Linked DNA regions of Homo sapiens: region 2 is linked to region 1. Evidence: read pairs that join two places in POLR2A ChIA-PET (ENCODE). Cell type or tissue: GM12878. All regions are shown on one strand. Links, peaks and the distances in the headings refer to the core of each region. The heading gives the core; the rest is flanking DNA.

Region 1 (8,863 bases), core at 581-8,580:
ATTTTGCAATGTTGACAGTGGAAAGATACAGTGAAAAGGTTAACAAGTTGGTTAGAATGGCATTGAGGGTCAAGTGAGGACTTCCTTTAGTGACCCCTGACCCTATGAGCAGATACAGGAGTTGGTGAGAAACACCATCCTGCAGATTCCACCTGGAGTCACCTCCTCCAGGGAAATTCCTGCATACTCCAGATTTTGCTGATCCTTTCCAAAATATGTGGGGTATGAACTATGAAAGTCAGCATTTAAGTTAGTCCCTGTCTATAGTTGTTTCTTGTGTGCTAACCGTTGCCTGCATATTCCATATCAACATTCCCATGGTGTCTGGAGGTTTTACACAATAAAAGATCCCTAATAAACACTTGTTAAACTGGCATGACCATGCAATTTTAGTGGCACTAAACTTCGACACAAGTCATTTTGGAAAATAATGAGCCTACTGGCAGAGAATAGCATGGTCCACCAATAGTCATTCTCCCCATCTCTAAAACAAAGCCCTGAATCTTAATTAGGCACATAGCCAAGCTACAGACAACATTTTATAGCCTTTCTGCAGCTTAATATGTTGCCATGTGACTAAATCTTGTAATGAAACGAGTAGAATATGTGCCACTTCCAGATCATATCCTACTAAGGAAGGTGTGAGTGTCCTCTTGCCATTTTGTTACCAGTTGAAGGTGTCCAAGTTCTTGGCATCTTGAACAAAGAATTGGACAAAATGCACAAAGCAAGAAAGAATGAAGCAACAAAAGCAGATTTATTGAAAACGAAAGTACACTCCACAGGGTGGGAGTGGTCTGATCATTAGGGGCTGAATTCTCTGGAATTCAGAGATTCTCTGGAATTCTCTGGAATTACAGAATTCTCTGGGGTTTAAATACCCTCTAGAGGTTTTCATTGGTTACTTGGTGTATGCCCTTTGTAAATGAAGTGGATGAAGTAAAGTTACAAACTCCTTTACTCAGTGTACACCCTATGTAAATGGAGAGGATATTTCCTGTCATAGCTGAGGTGTTTCCGTTTGATTTATTTCTAGAACTGCAACATGAATCGGCCTTATGCTCCCTGCCTCCAGACCCTATTCTTCTGAGCCGTTTTCCTTCCTTGTTGCCTGGGTCTTGACGAGACCTAAAGCAGCCATCCTAGACCGAAGGTGGAAGCTGGGTGCGGACAATGGCAGAGTCAACCCTCGGGCCCTGGACCACTTTGGTCTGTTGTGTGAAATAAAAGTGAACTTCCTTCTTTGTTAAGTCATTATACTATTTGCCAAGGGTGGGGGTGGAGGAGTGGGGAAGCACAACTAACTAACAACTAACCATAACTAACAACAAAAACAACAAAGAGCAAAAATTAACTTTTTGGGCCGGGTGCAGTGGCTCACGCCTGTAATCCCAGCACTTTGGGAGGCCGAGGTGGGTGGATCACGAGGTCAGGAGATGGAGACCATCTGGCTAACATGGTGAAACCCCGTCTCTCCTAAAAATACAAAAAATTAGCCAGGCATGGTAGCGGGCATCTGTAGTCCCAGCTACTCGGGAGGCTGAGGCAGGAGAATCGCTTGAACCCGGGAGGCGGAGGTTGCCATGAACGGTGAGCCAAGATTGCACCACTGCACTCCAGCCTGGGTGATAAAGCGACACTCCGTCTCAAAAAACAACAATAACCACAAAAATTAACATTTTGTTCCATTTTACTGTGATTTTTAACGTGAAAATTGATAGCATCCTAAATGCAGAACACTAGGGAAATTCATGCCATGTGTGTAAGCCATGCCCTCAGGCCTTACACTTCCTGACTTATCTGCATTTCTTTGCCTGAGGTCTTCCTCTATCCAAGTAATCAGCAGGCTGGAAAGGGGTGGGGACCAAAGCCTCCCCCAGGTCATCCTTCAAACAATGACACACAGAAGTGGTATATACAGAACACACCTGGGCAAACGTCTCCCCTCCCTGTTTCATTTTAGAGATCACAACACTGAGATGGTAATGACTTGCCCATGGCAGGAACTGGATCTAAAATTCGAGTTTCCTGCTTCTTGTTTTCCCTTTTTTCTACCACTTCAGTATGAGGTTGGGGATAAAGCAATGCTGGAAGCTTATAGGCTGTCCCAGAAAAAGGCTAAGACCCCAACAGGATCTCAAAGCTAAGAGTGACAGGAATACTAGAATAAAACCAGAGTTATATTCAGAGTGGAGAAATCCATCCACCAATTCTGCCGTAGCCCCATAAAGCTGTTGTTTCCACCAATCGCATTTAATTAACAGGTTCAGACCCCAGCTTCACTGTAAGTACTCTAATTCAAGTAAATGGACTCTGGGGAAAATTCTAGAAAAATCTGCTAGTGAAATTCAGCCTGGATATCCGGGAGTCCATCCTCTGGGAATAAAGTCAAAGGGGCGCTTGCCCTGGCTGGTCCCTCAGCATTAGCAGGTTCACACTGTGAGTCCCCCACAAGGAAAGAGAGCTTTCTCTGCTCCCAGCCAGGTCTAACTGTACATCAATTTGCCCTTCTCATGCCGCTTTCTTGTCACTGGGTGGCAAACACACTGTTAGGTTCCTCTTCTTTATCTCTTCTCCTCTGTTGTAATTTGTGGCTGGGTAAGGAAAGAGATCAGAGAAAAAGGAGCTCTCTTGTCTTGATTGGACCCCAGGTCTGTGAGCACAAATGGTGGGCTGGTGATAAGGTGGAGGCTGAACCCCAAGGGTGGAGACAAGCCAAACCCAAACACCAAGCCCCACAGCAGATGTCTGTCTCTCATCTCATTGTTCAAGCCCTGCTGTATTTATACTTCAAGATTTGGAGAACTGAACTCACCCATCGTATTTCTATCCTGCCCAAAAAGTCCACTTTATAGCATTAAGAAAACTGTCTAATCAGAGAAGAGAGACCCATTTAGGGAATTCAAGCTCAGTGCTTTATTTTAAGCAAGAAAGTAAATAAATACATCAAAGATCTCTCTTGTCTCCTTCACAGCAGAGTCAGAAGGAGACTTTCCTAACCAGCTAAATGTGTGTTTAACCTAAAGGTACCGAATTTAGGGAGTTGCACTTTGGGTTGTCCTCACTTCCTTTACAAGTTGCTTCCTTTTCGAAGAACACAGGAGGGACTCTGTGACCCAGTTTCATCTTCAGATGCCTCAACATCCAAGATATTAAGAGGTGGCAAAAAATAAAAGTGATGGATGAATACAGCATCACTGCACTCCAGCCTGGGCGACAGAGCAAAACTCCATCGCAAAAAAAAAAAAAAAAAAAAAAAAGGAATAAAGTTCTGATCCATGCTACGATATGGATAAACCATGAAAATATTACACAAAGTGAAAGAAACTAGACACATAAGGCCATTTGTTGTATAATGTGTTTACGTGATGTATCCAGAATCGTTAAATCTGTAGAGATGGAAAGTGGATTGGTGATTCCAGCGGCTGTAGGAGGGAGAAATGGGAGGGACTGCTTGATGGATATGGGATAACTTTTTGGGGTGACAAAAATGTTTTGGACCCAGATACAGATTGCCCAACACTATGAATGTACTAAATGTCACTGCCTTGTACACTTAAGGATGCGCCATCTCAAAAAAAAAAAAAAAAGAAGGCTTAGTTTTGGGCCAGGTGCAGTGGTTCATGCCTGTAATCCAGCACTTTGGGAGGCCAAGGTGGGCAGATCACAAGGTCAAAAGATTGAGACTATCCTGGCCAACATGGTGAAACCCCATCTCTACTAAAAATACAAAAATTAGCTGGGCATGGTGGCATGTGCCTGTATTCCCAGCTACTTGGGAGGCTGAGGCAGGAGAATCGCTTGAACTCAGGAAGCGGAGGTTGCAGTGAGCCGAGATAGCACCACTGCACTCCAGCAAGGCGACAGAGTGAGACGCGTCTCAAAAAAAAAAAAAAAAAAATGCTTAGTTGTGTGTCATGTAAATTGACCTCAGTTAAACAAAAAATTCAAGTGATGGCTGGGGGCAGTGGCTCATGTCTGTAACTCCAGTGCTTTGAGAGGCCGAGGCAAGTGGATCACTTGGGCACAGGAGTTCGAGACCAGCCTGGGTAACATGGTAAAGTTTAACCTTTACCATGAAAACGGGTTTTTGTTTTTGTTTTTTTTCTGCTGGGCACGGTGGCTCACGCCTGTAATCCCACCATTTTGGGAGGCCAAGCCGGGCGGATCACGAGGTCAGGAGATCGAGACCATCCTGGCTAATACAGTGAAACCCCGTCTCTACTAAAAATACGAAAAAAATTAGCTGGGCGTGGTGGCGGGCGCCTGTAGTCCCAGCTACTCGGGAGGCTGAGGCAGGAGAATGGCATGAACCGGGGAGGCGGAGCTTGCAGTGAGCCGAGATCACGCCACTGCACTCCCAGCTACTCGGGAGGCTGAGGCAGGAGAATGGCGTGAACCCGGGAGGCGGAGCTTGCAGTGAGCCGAGATCACGCCACTGCACTCCAGCCTGGGCGACAGAGCGAGACTCCATCTCAAAAAAAAAAAAAAGAAAGAAAGAAAGAAAGAAAACGGGGTTTTTGCCTATTAAACTTCCGCTCTGAACCTCACTCTTTGTATGTCTGCGTCCTAGTTTTCCATGGCCGTGAGACAACGAATCTCGGTCATTTACCCCAGACAGTGACTCGGCTTCAGAGCTAGACACTGTCTCAAAAAATAACAATAATAATGAAAAAATAAAAGTGACAAATCAGGCATCCACTTCTTTCCCCCCAGTCATGGATGCTTTCAAAATAATTCATGAAAATTTCCAAATTAACAGAACATGCCGCCAATGGAAAAGTGAGGCCTAGTCAAGCTTCTGAACAGGCCTGACCAGAAACCTCAGACAGGTTCAGAGCAGCCTCACTTTGAGGGAGCTGAGGATGGTTTGTCTGGGCTGTTTCAACTCTTGACCTAGACCTGAAACTGCCCTGAGACCTGAGATTGAGAGTGGAAGCCCTGATGTCTCTGAATCATTCTTTCCTGGCAAGGCGTTTTTTTCCAAAGCACTCACAGGGCCGGTTTGTGGGCAGCCCCAGCCCGTTACATCCACATGCTGACTTTTATTCTAGGGGTCAGTTTGATCCAAGATGGACAACAGGTGGGGAGGGAGTAAAGTCTGTGGGGGAAACACGGGTTGGGCCAGGTAATGCAGACTTTGCTTAAATTGCTTCTGGTCCTCAGAACTATTGTCCTAATAGGGCACCCAGCAAGTTCGTCCTTTCTGGATGCAACTGGATTTAGCGATCTGACAGCCCATCCCCCTTTCCCACTCTTCCCCGCCCAAGCTGGCCTTGGTTGGTCACAGCTGCTCTGTTTCCTCCGCGCACGCGCCTGTGTGAGGTGGGAAGTGTATGCTCAGGTCCCTAGCTGAGGGTCACCCACCTCCTCCACAGGCTACCCTGTGTCTTCACCTCTGATGGAATCATTATCTCCACAGCTCACCCCATGGGTTTTGCCAGCTCAAGACCATTCGTCTAACACCTGAAATTAGGATTTCCGGCTTTATAATGGAGCTGGGACTTTTAATCAGCTACCTCTCCGACCTGCCCAGTGGATTTCTTTGCCTCCTGCGGAGGCAAGGACCTGGGTCTTATAAAATAGTGTCACACTCTCGCTGTGCCCAGCACACAGCAGACCCGGAAAGGTCATTTGCTAAATAACTAAATGAGTGAAACTCAGAAATTGAGCTCATACAAAGGACTGGAAAAGGCACCCATGGTTAAAAAAAAAAAAAAATAGGGAGGCCCTGATCTATTAGGAAGGTTAAACAGAGAGCTGCTGTGCTGATAGATGCTAGAACAGAGGTTTGTGTCAAAGGCTTCAGGGGCACAGATGACAGAGCCAGTAACTCTGTGGGAGGGCCAGCCCTGCGGAGTGGAGGAAGGGGGAAGGAGCTGGAAACCACAGAGAAATCAACTGGGACTTGAAGGCTGAGGAGGCACTGGGGCTGAAAAGGTGCTGGGGCTGAGGAGCCGTTGGCATGGAGCAGAGGGATGTGGTATCTTCTTCAAGACAAATCAGGCATCATTTGGGGTTAGATTTTTCTTCCATTGAGTCCTTTGGGCAGCTGGCTTTTCACTTGTTTCCCTTTCTTCATTTTTTACTCTATTTTTTTTTTCCTTTGGAAAACACAAGCGACTTTCTCCTAGGGGTATTTTATTTTCTCCATGGTTTAAACATTTAGAGAAAAATAAAAGGAGAGAAAATGAAACGAGATTTTTTCCACGCATACTTTTTTTTAAATTGAGAGTAACATACAACCCATAAGATGCACATTAGTGGGGTGTGTGTGTGTGTTTTGTTTTTAATTTTCTATCCTGGTTTCAACTTAACAGATGAGTTCTTGGCTGGGTCCCGACAGGATACCTCCCGTGCCCTGCCTCAGGTGATCATGGCCCACCTTTTCACCCCAGCCGATGTCGAGGAACAGTTAAGTGCAGGAATAACCTGAAAACGTCTTGCTGCAGCTGTACCAGATATCTCTATTCCGCCATATGGGACGCCATGCATTTTTAAAACATGCACAAGCTTGGAAGCATGAGGAATTAGCACACCATGGAGCAACCCTTGACTAATAGAGAAAGGAAGAAAGTGGATACTTGGGTAAACACCCCTCTCTTGTGTCTCCCAAGCAGACCATCCTGAGGCACAGGCTGCACAGCTTTTCAGACGGACCCCATTGGGATCAAGCTCCAGTCTCCCAAAGGGATGATGGGCTCATGAACTTAATGACTGCCCTCTTGGATTAACTCCCACTCCTTGCCTATTATCCTCTCTCCCCTCAGTCCTTGGCACCTGTTCTTTGGAGTCACTTACTAAAATTAACTACCTGAATGCAGGCCCTTCTCTCAGGCTCACACTTTTGGGGAAAACCCAGGTTAAGACAAAGAATACCAGAAGTGGGCCTCAAAAGCAGACCCTTGAGATGGGATTTTGGAATTGGATCAGAGGGCAGTAAAGACTCCACTGCTAATAGTAAGGTGGTAATTAACTCTGGCATGCAATTGCATCATGATTACTAAAACTCTCACAGGTGGAACTTGGATGAAGCATGGGTGGTATGGGAAGCATTGGCTTATGTGGCAGTGGGAGCCCTTCAGTGGTAGGGGCAATGGTAATTTTTTTTTTTTTTTTTTTTTGAGACAGAGTTTCACACTTGTTGCTCAGGCTGGAGTGCAATGGCACGATCTCGGCTCACTGCAACCTCTGCCTCCCAGGTTCAAGAGATTCTCCTGCGTCAGCCTCCCAAAGTAGCTGGGATTACAGGCGCCTGCCACCTGTAATTTTTTGTAATTTTAGTAGAGACGGGTTTTCACCCTGTTGGCCAGGCTGGTCTTGAACTCCTGACCTCAGGTGGTCCACCCTCCTCAGCCTTCCAAAGTGCTGGGATTACAGGTGTGAGCCACCGAGCCCAGCCAGGCAATGGTAATTTTAAGAATTATGGAGTTATCCAGCTTTTGTTAAGGGCTTTAGACCCTTTGAAAAAAAGAGAAAAAAGAGGCTCAAGTTATCCAACTAACAACTTCGAGACATCCTATGAAAGTAAAAATGGCTCCTTCGCAGTGTTGAAGCTGGGAGATAATACTTGTCTCCTATAGCCAGAGAGCAGGCTGTGCTGAAATCCAGACCCTGAATTTGAAAAGAAGGGTAGCAGAGTCACACAGACTGAATGCACAGCTTCAATGTTTTCCTGTGCTGCAGTTAGAGTTCTAATACAGAAAGAATGGGATCTAGAGACCCAGGATGAGGATGTTTGGGTAGATGAGCCTGAGAACTTGGAACACTCTGAATCCTTTTAACCTTTAAACTAATAAGACATTCCCTTTCCCTGGCTGGAAAAAAACCAGCCTCCTCTCACCTGGAAACAAGGATAAGACCTCACCTGAGGCAGGTACTTTGTACCATGATGCTTATCTTCCTCCAGAACACCTTGCCTCTCCCTTCACTCCAAACCAAAAACTAGAGTCAGTTTAAGCACAACTCAAGTGAGGAAATATTGTCCCTGCCATGGGAGGAAACAACATACACAACCTCACACTACAAGAGCTCCCCATGTGTGCTGGCGGGGTCTGAGGGAGCACATGGGAGTGGATCTTGGAAGTTGAATGTAAGACTGAATAAGGAGGGATTCTACTGACATCAGAGCAATGTCCCATGGATCCAATTTGACACCCTGATGCAGTCACCTGGAACCAGTCCTAATACACTGCTGGGATGGCTCCTTGAAGTTTGGGCACAATGATGAGACTAAAATGCAAAGAGATGCACCAAACTGTCTTGCAGAATAAGAAGGAGAGCAATGGAAGGCTCAGAAAAGTGGAAATTTTCAAAGTGGATTTGTTATGTAAAATGGGAGAACCCACCACAGGACTGTGTTACCCCAAAGGGCCTAGAGGGCATACCTTTCACAAAGGCACTAAGTGAGGGGGCACCAGCCTGCACCGTTTTCACAGACCTTGTAAAGCCTGAGGGCCCTTGGCACTGTAGCCATAGCCTAGTGGGAAGATGGCCTTGTCTATAAAATGCTCTGAAGGCCTCTTTAAGGCAGGATCAAGGGAGACCATCTCTTGTGATTCTTAAGCTAATATCTTTAAAAAAAAAAGAATTTTCAAATGTCATAGAATTTACACATTAAAAACTTATATTCTCAGAACTTTCAACAAGTGAAAATGTAGCATGATTGTTGTTTTCTCCGTGTGTTGTAAACTTGAATGCCTTTAGAACTAAATAGAGGGCTCTCAGATGCAGAAGAGAGCATAGTCATCTACAGAGAAAAGAGAAGAAGCTTTTGAAGCAATGAATGCCATGACAATTTCAAAACTGGAACAAGCCAGCAACTTCACAAAGTATTTTATCAAGCCAAACCAAAATATCAGCC
Region 2 (8,863 bases), core at 458-8,457, 260 kb after region 1:
CAACAGAGCCTTCTCTATTCCTCCGTCTCTCATTCAAGGTGTCTTATTTGGGAGACAGGGATTAATGTTGTAATTCTGCCTCACTCCCCTAGGCATTGTGTTAGGTGCTTCAGGAATACAAAGACTAATAGGGATCCTGCCTGCATTCAATGAATTCATAATCTGGCTGGGGAGCAGTGATTTGTACACAAGCGAGCGGCCTATGTACAATAGCTAAGCCAACTTGACCATGAGCACTTCCAGGGATGGAACTGTGAATAACTAGAGCATGGGGTATATGATTCCCATCAGATAATAGAGGGGATCAGGAATGGAAGAGATCAGATAAGGCTTGGAGGCATCAGGGGAAACGTCTACCGGGGCAGTGGGACTTGAGCACAGTCATTAGGCATGCAAATCATCTTGTGGGCTTTCCAATGTGTGAGCTGGAATACGTTAATGACCTCAATTTCCCCCGTGCTAAAGCTCTGCTCTATGCCTTTGAACTGACACACCCTGTCAAAATATGTAGAAACTGAATACCCTGAATCCAGACCTCCCATGGAGGCTCTGAAGGGAAGAGAGAAAGAACTACTCACATGTTGGCCACCACCACCTCTCTCCCTCCCAGGCAGCTGGATGGAGGAGGCTTTGCCCGGGCTTCTCAGTTCATTTCCTTTCTGAGACATCTTTGTCCTTGATGTTTGTTTTAACCAGAGTTTGCCCATATTTGGGAGTTGGGGGGTGGGGCATTAATGGTGAGATACAGTCCCACTCTCCCAGGATGGCCTCCTTCCAGTTCCTGGGAGTCTGGGATGTGTACATTATCTCTACTCTGTATTACAACGGGGCCAGGAATTGGCTCGTTTTGCCTATTTAAATTAATAAACTGGAAGAGTCTTTTGTTTCATAGCCATCGTGTGGTTGAGTGACAGCTCTATGCCTTCGCCTGATGCTGAGGCTCCATGGGAAACATCATGTACTCTTGCTGAACTCTGATTAAAAAACAAGTGCTACAAACTGTTTAATTTTCAGATTGTACCTGTCATTCACCTTACCTTTCCAATGCCTCGCGGTGATAAGAAACTCACCTAATATCTGTCATTCCAAATATCCTAAACAAGGCTGGTTCATTCTGTAACCTTAAGAAGATGGCAGAAACTGCATTATAGCAAGCAATAACAATATAGGCACAGACTGTCCTGCAGTGAGCATTAGAGATTACTGAGAATATGTTTAGAAATATCACAGGGAGCTTGGCATGGTGGCTCATGCCTGTAATCCCAGCACTTTGGGAGGCCAAGGCAGGCGGATCACAAGATCAGGAGATCAAGACCATTCTGGCCAACATGGTGAAACCCTGTCTCTACCAAAAATATGAAAATTAGCCAGGCGTGGTGGCATGAACCTGTAGTCCCAGCTACGCTGGAGGCTGAGGAAGAGAATCACTTGAACCAGGGAGGTGGAGGTTGCAGTGGGCCAAGATCACGCCAATGCACTCCAGCCTGGGCAACAAGAGTGAAACTCCATCTCAAAAAAGAAAAAAGGGAAAAAGAAATATCATAGAGAATAAAATGACTAGCTAAGCAAAGAAAATAAAAGTACATACAATTGGGGCTTAAAGGGCAAACTGTAGGTATATCTAAAATTGGCAACCTCAAAGACAAGAGTAAGAGAAAGAACTAAAATAAATTTAGGTTAAATAAATTTAGACTATAGAGGGGCTTAGTTCCTGACTAATGTCAAAAGCTGATTGTCCTTTTCCAGGAGTGGGGCAAAAAAAAAAAAACCCTTCACCCTTCGCTAGCTCTGCACTCTCTAATGGGTGTTCTCAGTCTGACATCTGTTAATGGTTGCAGCTGGTTACAAGTTTTTAGTAAAGAACAACCAAGACTTTTGCCTCTGGCAACCCAGAGAGGGACTTTCTCACTAGACAAGCCTTATGTAAGAATGAGAGGAAGGTGCACTTTTCTTAGAGAAGGAGAGAGCTGTGCTGGTTGAAGGGGAAGTGGACACCATCAGCCTTGAAGCTCAGGGCTTGGCCAGGAATGCTGCTGCTTAGGCAGAACTGGGAACAGGTGGGGTCTTTGGATGAGCTGGGAGTCCAGCCAGCCAGTGGAAGCTCTGCAGGAGGCTCCACCTAGTCTGACAGTAGAACAAGGACAGGACTTCATGGAGAAATCATTACTCAGCTAGAGAGAAGGGCTAACTGCTCCAGAGCATTTGCCATCCATATACTCACTTAGCAACTCAGCTTTGTTTCCTTATTTAACATCTATTTATAGTCAACATCTCCCCAACTAGATGGTCATATTCTTAAGGGAAAGTGTTTTATGTTAAACCTTTAATCTCTATGGCAAGCTATAAGTACCATTACTGGCTCTATTTTGCATAGAAAGAAACTGAGGAAGAGAGAGAGATGGGTAAGCAACTGATCAGGATCAGCCAAGGCACGGCCTCTCATATTTTTATTGAATAAAAGTAAATCAATAAGTAACAATTTGTACATTTCCAAAAATGTCCTTTTCAACTTTTTCTCAAGCAAGTTTAAGATGTCATTTGGAATTCATGATTAAAGAATTGGAAGCCAGCTATTTTAAGGGAGCAACTCAAATTGAGTGCATTGAGATGGCAAAACAGCCAAAGGGTGATCCTGAATTAGTTTATATGACTGTAAAATGCAAAACAGTAAAGCCTGTTATCTAAAGGAAAAGATAAAAGGCAAAGGCAGAGTCAAAGATAGCAGATTTCAGCAGTCATAGATTTCTCTCTCTGGAAAGCACAGCTGTTTTTTGTATCTGCCAACCTAATGGAACTCCTCAAATGACTTTTGTTGAAAGCCCACAGGTCCTGGCAGGGCATACAAGAACTTGAGAACACATGGATTCTTTCTTTCAGGACCTTACATTTTAAAAAGGATTCACCATGAGAACTCAATGGAAAACTGATCTGGTGAAGGGGGAAAGACAAGCTTTAAAGCATGCTTCCACAGGTCCTAACATTTCAGCCAGGGAGCACAGCCCCTAGTCAGTCTGTGCAACAGGGGAAACAGGGACATAAATAAGTCTATATATACTAAAATGCTACTATCAATTTTAGTATTTATGGGTGGCATCAGCACTGACAATGGTCATTGCTATAGTTTGAACATTTGTCCCCTCCAAAACTCATGTTAAAATTTAATTGCAATTGTAACAGTATTAAGAGGTGGGTGCTTTAAGAGGGGATTAGGCCATGAGGGCTCTGCCCTCCTGAATGAATTAGTGCCATTGTCATGGGAGTAGGTTCCTTATAAAAGGAGAAGTTCAGCTCTATTTTGCACATCTTCCTCTTTCTTTCTCTCTCTATCCTTCCCTCCCTCACTGCCTCCCTCTCTTTGCCCTTTCACCATGGATAATGCAGCAAGAAGGCCCTTACCGGATGCCAGCCCCTCAATAATGGAATTTTCAGCCCCTAGAACCAAAAGCCAATAAATATCTATTCATTATGAATCACCCAATCTGTGGTATTTCTTTTGTAGCTGTACAAAACAGACTAAATCAGTCATCTAATTAGTCGATAAGCATTTGGTAGGACCCACTGGACTCATTGCTAGTTACAGATTTGCCAGCACGGTAGAGCTATTCCTACAGTCTTGCAACTCAGGGGACCTTATTCCTCTACAGAAACCAAGTTCTAGTTGCATGTTGACCCAAGTCAGCATCAGGTAGATGGCCAGCTGGGCTAACAAGTCATCTGACAAGCTCTTATACAATCAACACATTGCCTCCTACTTGCCTTCCCATCTCCGAGGCAACAGGGGTAGACCTGAAACTGGCTGCCAAGTGCCCCCACTGTCAGCCTCTGCCCTTTTGTGACATTTTCCTCATCTCCACCTTTGTCTCACTCCCTCAATGCTTCTACCCACACTTATCCACTGCTGTCCCTAGTGTTGACACTCATACTGATCAAGGCCACCCTTGAAATTTCATTTTTACTAGATTTTGTGTCTGCTGTGACACTGGGGCGCAGATATATCACCCTCAGAAGACCTGTGAATAGTCGCTACAAAGTGTGCTGGCTGAGATGAAAGGAAAAATGGAGTTAGCATTTACCGAAACTGGTCAGGCTGAAGTGGAAATCCCCAAAGAGACAGATGCAAAACATTCTACTGTTTCTAGAAGGGATGAAGAGATCTGTGGAACCAAAGTGGGGGTAGGGAGCAGGAATATAGTGTAAAGTTAGCTATATGGTGAGAGGAAAATGAGCTGAAGGCTACATTTCTTTAGATGAAAAATAAAATTTTTCAAACATGCAGAATAGCAAAGGAAATAATCTAATAGTGCCCAGATTAAATAAATGTTAGTATTATGCCTTTTTGCTCTCTTTTATTTTAAAAAATAAGATGTTACAGATCTAATTGAAGCTCCCTTGTAATCCTTCTGATTTCATTCCCCCCACCACCCCCTGCCAAGTGCAGATCACTTTCAAATAGAATGAGAGCTACTGAGTCATCATATTGGGATTATTTTTTATAGACTTTCATTGGTTTTTGCTTCACATCAAATATTAAAAAGCTTTGTTAAACAACTACCAATTGGTTAAAAAAAAACGGTTTAAAATAAAGCAAATTCTATTTCTTATATACCACACCGTGCTCAAATGAACCAAACCTGGTTTATGTAACACTTCTTAGAAAAGGTGACTCATTTTACAACCGAAAAGAAATGGAGCTTTAGCATGTCTTCTCCTACATATCACCCGTTATGCCTCGGAAAAGAATCTGCCCCTCTGGGACCCATTTCTGAAATTTACCACTTACAACACACACTTCACATGTGGTCTGTGTCACTTCTGTAGCTAACTAGCATCTTGTCCTAAGAACATTTCTCAGTGTATAAGTCAGCAGGGGTTGGTCTAAGCACTTTGTGTATATTAACTCATTTAATCTTTACAACAACCTAGTGAGGTGGATACAGTTACTATACCCATTTTATAGATGAGAAAACTCATCTGCAGAACTTACTGGTCATTGTATTTTTGTGAAGGAATCATGTGGCTGCCAAGAGTTCTTGTGTGCAGAGTAAACTGTAGCCCTTCCTATTTTATGTTATTGCACTATGTTAATTACTGGGTCTTTAAATAGCCTGAGACTTCTAACCATCCAGGCATTGTGTTAATGCTTGGCTGTATTGTAGCTACTTCCTTGACTTTCTTCAAATACAGAGTTTTCATTTCTTCATAGAGAACACACTAGAAAATTAATGTTTCATAAGGTCTAGATCGCCCATTTTTCACAAAGAAGTATGTTAGTTACTCACCTTTTTGAGCCGAAGGAGGGGCTGGGGCTCTAGAGAAGGTATTTACCCACTGGCACTCAGCAGCAGCAGGACACAAGTCATATGGATGCAGCGGGAGAGGAAGGAAGGATGGTGTCCCTTCAGCCATGGCGCCTCTCTGTCCTCTCCCTTTCATTCTACCTCTGGCCATCCTTCCCTCCCCAACTGGCCTGGCCAACCCATAATCATTCTTCATGGCTCAGATTAACCCCACATCTCCAGGGAAGCCCTCCTGGGCAATTATAGCCCACATTGGTTCTTCATCACATTGGCCTTAATGCTGTGTAATTATTTCATTTCCTTCCTTCTTCTTCTATTTTTTTTTTTTCTTTTTTTTTTTTTTTTGAGATGGGGTTGTACTCTGTCACTCAGGCTGGAATGCAGTGGTACAATCATGGCTTACTGCAGCCTTGACCTCCTAGGCTTAAGCAATCCTCTTGCCTCAGCCTCCCAAGTAGCTGGGACTACTATGTGTGCCACCATACCCAGCTAATTTTTAAATATTTTTTATAGAGACTCTGTGATCTTCCTATGTTGCCTCAGCTGGTCTCGAACTCCTGGACTCAAGTGATCTTCCCACTTCAGCCTCCCAAAGTGTTGAGATTATAGGCATGAACCACTGTGCCTGGCCTTTCTTTCTTCTTTTCTTCTTTTCTCCCTTTCTTCCTTTCTTCTTTCCTTCTCTCCTTTCTTTCTTTCCTTCTATTTTTCTCTTCCTTTCTTTCCTTTTTTCTTTTTCTTTTTTTCCTTTCTTTCAGTGACTGGCCAATGAACGCCTAAAGGTTAGAGATAATATCTTATACTTATGTATACCTAGTAACCACCACCACAAAAATCACTGGGGTGCTGGTTATTTCCTGTTTTAAGGCTATGGAGGGGAGCATGTGGAGGGGACTGGATGTAGAAAGAGAGGTTATCATCATGGTGCCCTACCCAACCCACCCAGAAGAGGAAGACGGTGTTGCTTTGGAACTGTATGGCTACTCAGCCTTCTTCCAGCCACAGGCGGGGCAATACTCCTTCCTTCCACTCCAAGCAAGAAATAATATGGACATGTAAGGGATCTTCAAATGCCTTCTTGTGCTGGTTTACAGGTGGCTCAGCAGGACCTGCCATTAGATTCCTACCTGATAATAGGAATTAAGCATAAGACAAAGGTAGCAGAGTGAGGGGGTTAATAACATGGACTCTGGAGCCAAATTTACTGAGATCAAATCCCAGCTCTACCACTTACTAGCTGGGTGACCTTGAGCAAGCTGCATAACCTCTCTTTGTCTCTGTTTCTTAATCTGGAAGCCCAGGGTAACCATGAAAGCACCTATCCCATAAAGTTGTCATCAACTTTAAATGTGTTCGTAGTCACAAAGCACTTAGAGCAGTATCTCATACAAAGGGGGACTTTACAAGTGTTTGCTATTATTATTCATGTCCCCCTTCTTCTAGTGTTTTCTTTTTTACTAAAATGGAGCTTTCATTCAGATGGCTTATCTTATAGCTTTGCACACCTAGGCCTCCTAGTGTACATGAATGATTTTTGCAAAAGCCATCAGCAGAAAAGCCTTTCAGCCTAGCATGGTGGAAGAGGTCTGGCAGACCTGAGTTCAAATGCCAGTGTTACTCCCCAGCGTTGCTGAGTCTCAGTAGTCTCAATTTCTTTATCTGTTAAATGAAGCTAATAATGCTTTCTTCATATTAACATTGAAACAGTTAGAAATAATGCTGGATATAATCACTTGTTGGCACACAGTAGGCACTCAATTAATGTAGCAACTTTCACCATCCCTGTCATCATCATGAGTTGAGTTTCTCTCAGGTGTCATAAAGTACTTAGCACACAGCTAGAACTTATTTACAAAAGATAGCTATTACTTACAAGCTTGAGGTTCATAAGGTCTTCTACAAAAGAATGCACAGCTTTCCCATAAAAGTTGACATGAACTTTGTAAACATATTATCATACAATTCTAATGCTTCTACCAATTAACAACAATATGCTGGCGAAATCTAAAATCAATTTTTGCATCATGTTTATATTTTAAACAAATCCTCAGGCTTCACTATAATCTACACACTGAAATATGCATTTAAAACCATTTTCAGGGGGCTGGGCACAGTGGCTCATGCCTATAATCCCAGCACTTTGGGAAGCCAAGGTGGGTGGATCACCTGAAGTCAGGAGTTTGAGACCAGCCTGGCAACATGGCCAAACTCTGTCTCTACTAACTGTACAAAAATTAGCCAGGCATGATGGTATGTGCCTGTAATCCCAGCTACTCAGGAGGCCAAGGCAGGAGAATTGCTTGAACCCGGGAGGCAGAGTTTGCAATGAGCTGAGATCTCGACACTGTACTCCAGCCTGGGCGACAGAGTGAGACTCCGTTTCAAAAAATAAAAATAAAAAATAAAACTATTTTCAACAAAGAAAGGCTTGGCCTCAGTAGTAACTAAAAATGGCTGCTCTATTATAGGCAGTCGCAGGCATCACTATTTTAAAAGAGAAACCAAGCACCAAAGGAATATAGCAAGAGGTTGTTCAAGAAGTACATTGCCTAAAGAAAACATTGTGATGAAAAAGCAATTACTCAAAATCTTTTTGAAGTTACAAGTTACAAGGGATTTGTTCCTTTGAAATCATTTTAAGAGTTTAAAAAACTTCTTAGAAAAAAAATAATGAATAGCTTTAGCCTTATTCAGTAGACTCTTAATAGAATCATTGCATGTTACAGCTGTAATGAATCATCCTAAAGATAATTTTAGGATAGTTGCCTCCCTTCACAGATTAGGAGCTCAAGCCCAGAGAGGTGATAAAAGTAGCACAGAATCAGTCTTTTATCACCTCTTCCACTGCCGCTCACCTCTCTGGACCTGAGGTCTCACATTGACTCTAAACTCAAAAGCTAGTGCATTTTTTCTCTGAGTTTAAATTTAAATAAATGTGTCAATTGATGTACATGCACCCAAAAGAAGATAATTTACACCTCTGTAAAGGAGGTGTGAGAGATTAGCAAGGTGTGAGATTAGCGAGAAAAACATAAAAGAGCAGGAAGGTCGAGAACTTTTTAACATAATTTTGTTTTATCAATGTCTTAGACTACTTCATCCATTGTGAAAATTTTTTATCTAAAAACTATTAAGTCAAAAACATATTTTTTGGTGAGGACTATAAAGCTTTGACTGCTCAAACATATGAACTCACCAAAAGGCACACCCTGAGTATTCGAGTCAGGTGGATTATAGGAAGAGCGCCAGAGCCATGAATTGTATTAGTCAACCTGATATCTATGGTCATAACGTATGTTTACGGAAAGCCCCTTTATTCACAGCTACTGAAATAGAGTAAAGCCTTCACAGATGATGGAGTACAAATTCTGTTCTCTGTTCTGGCCTTCTTGATGCTTTGAGCACTCAGCCTCCCAGAGGAAACCAGCCAGTACCAACGTGGACAGCTCAAAAACGGTTTCCAACAGGTGTTTCCACGGTTGCTTTTCACTTTTTGGAACTTTGTAAAGGGCTATCAGAACCAGGATTAGACACACAATGCAGAGGCAAAGCCAATTTTTTTTCTC

What was found. ChIA-PET counts read pairs that join two places held together with the same protein. Peaks named below come from ENCODE experiments on the same cell type or tissue, not always from the same donor. Only the 100,000 strongest peaks of a DNase experiment are listed, where the experiment ranks them.
Region 2: POLR2A ChIA-PET joins it to region 1 with 10 read pairs; 2 of 35 experiments call an interaction of 5 or more read pairs at or near these places.

Annotation. Positions count from the first base shown.
Region 1 is chr2:136,316,399-136,325,261 of GRCh38, reverse strand. No RefSeq gene overlaps it. Among named protein-coding and RNA genes, the nearest start is that of CXCR4, 200 kb to the right of the region's middle. In GM12878, for the core only: no CTCF peak of the experiment used is centred there; no DNase peak of the experiment used is centred there.
Region 2 is chr2:136,052,353-136,061,215 of GRCh38, reverse strand. No RefSeq gene overlaps it. Among named protein-coding and RNA genes, the nearest start is that of CXCR4, 61 kb to the left of the region's middle. In GM12878, for the core only: no CTCF peak of the experiment used is centred there; DNase peaks (open chromatin) are centred at 1,865, 3,646, 4,015 and 4,755; H3K4me3 peaks cover 833 bases; H3K27ac peaks cover 2,305 bases.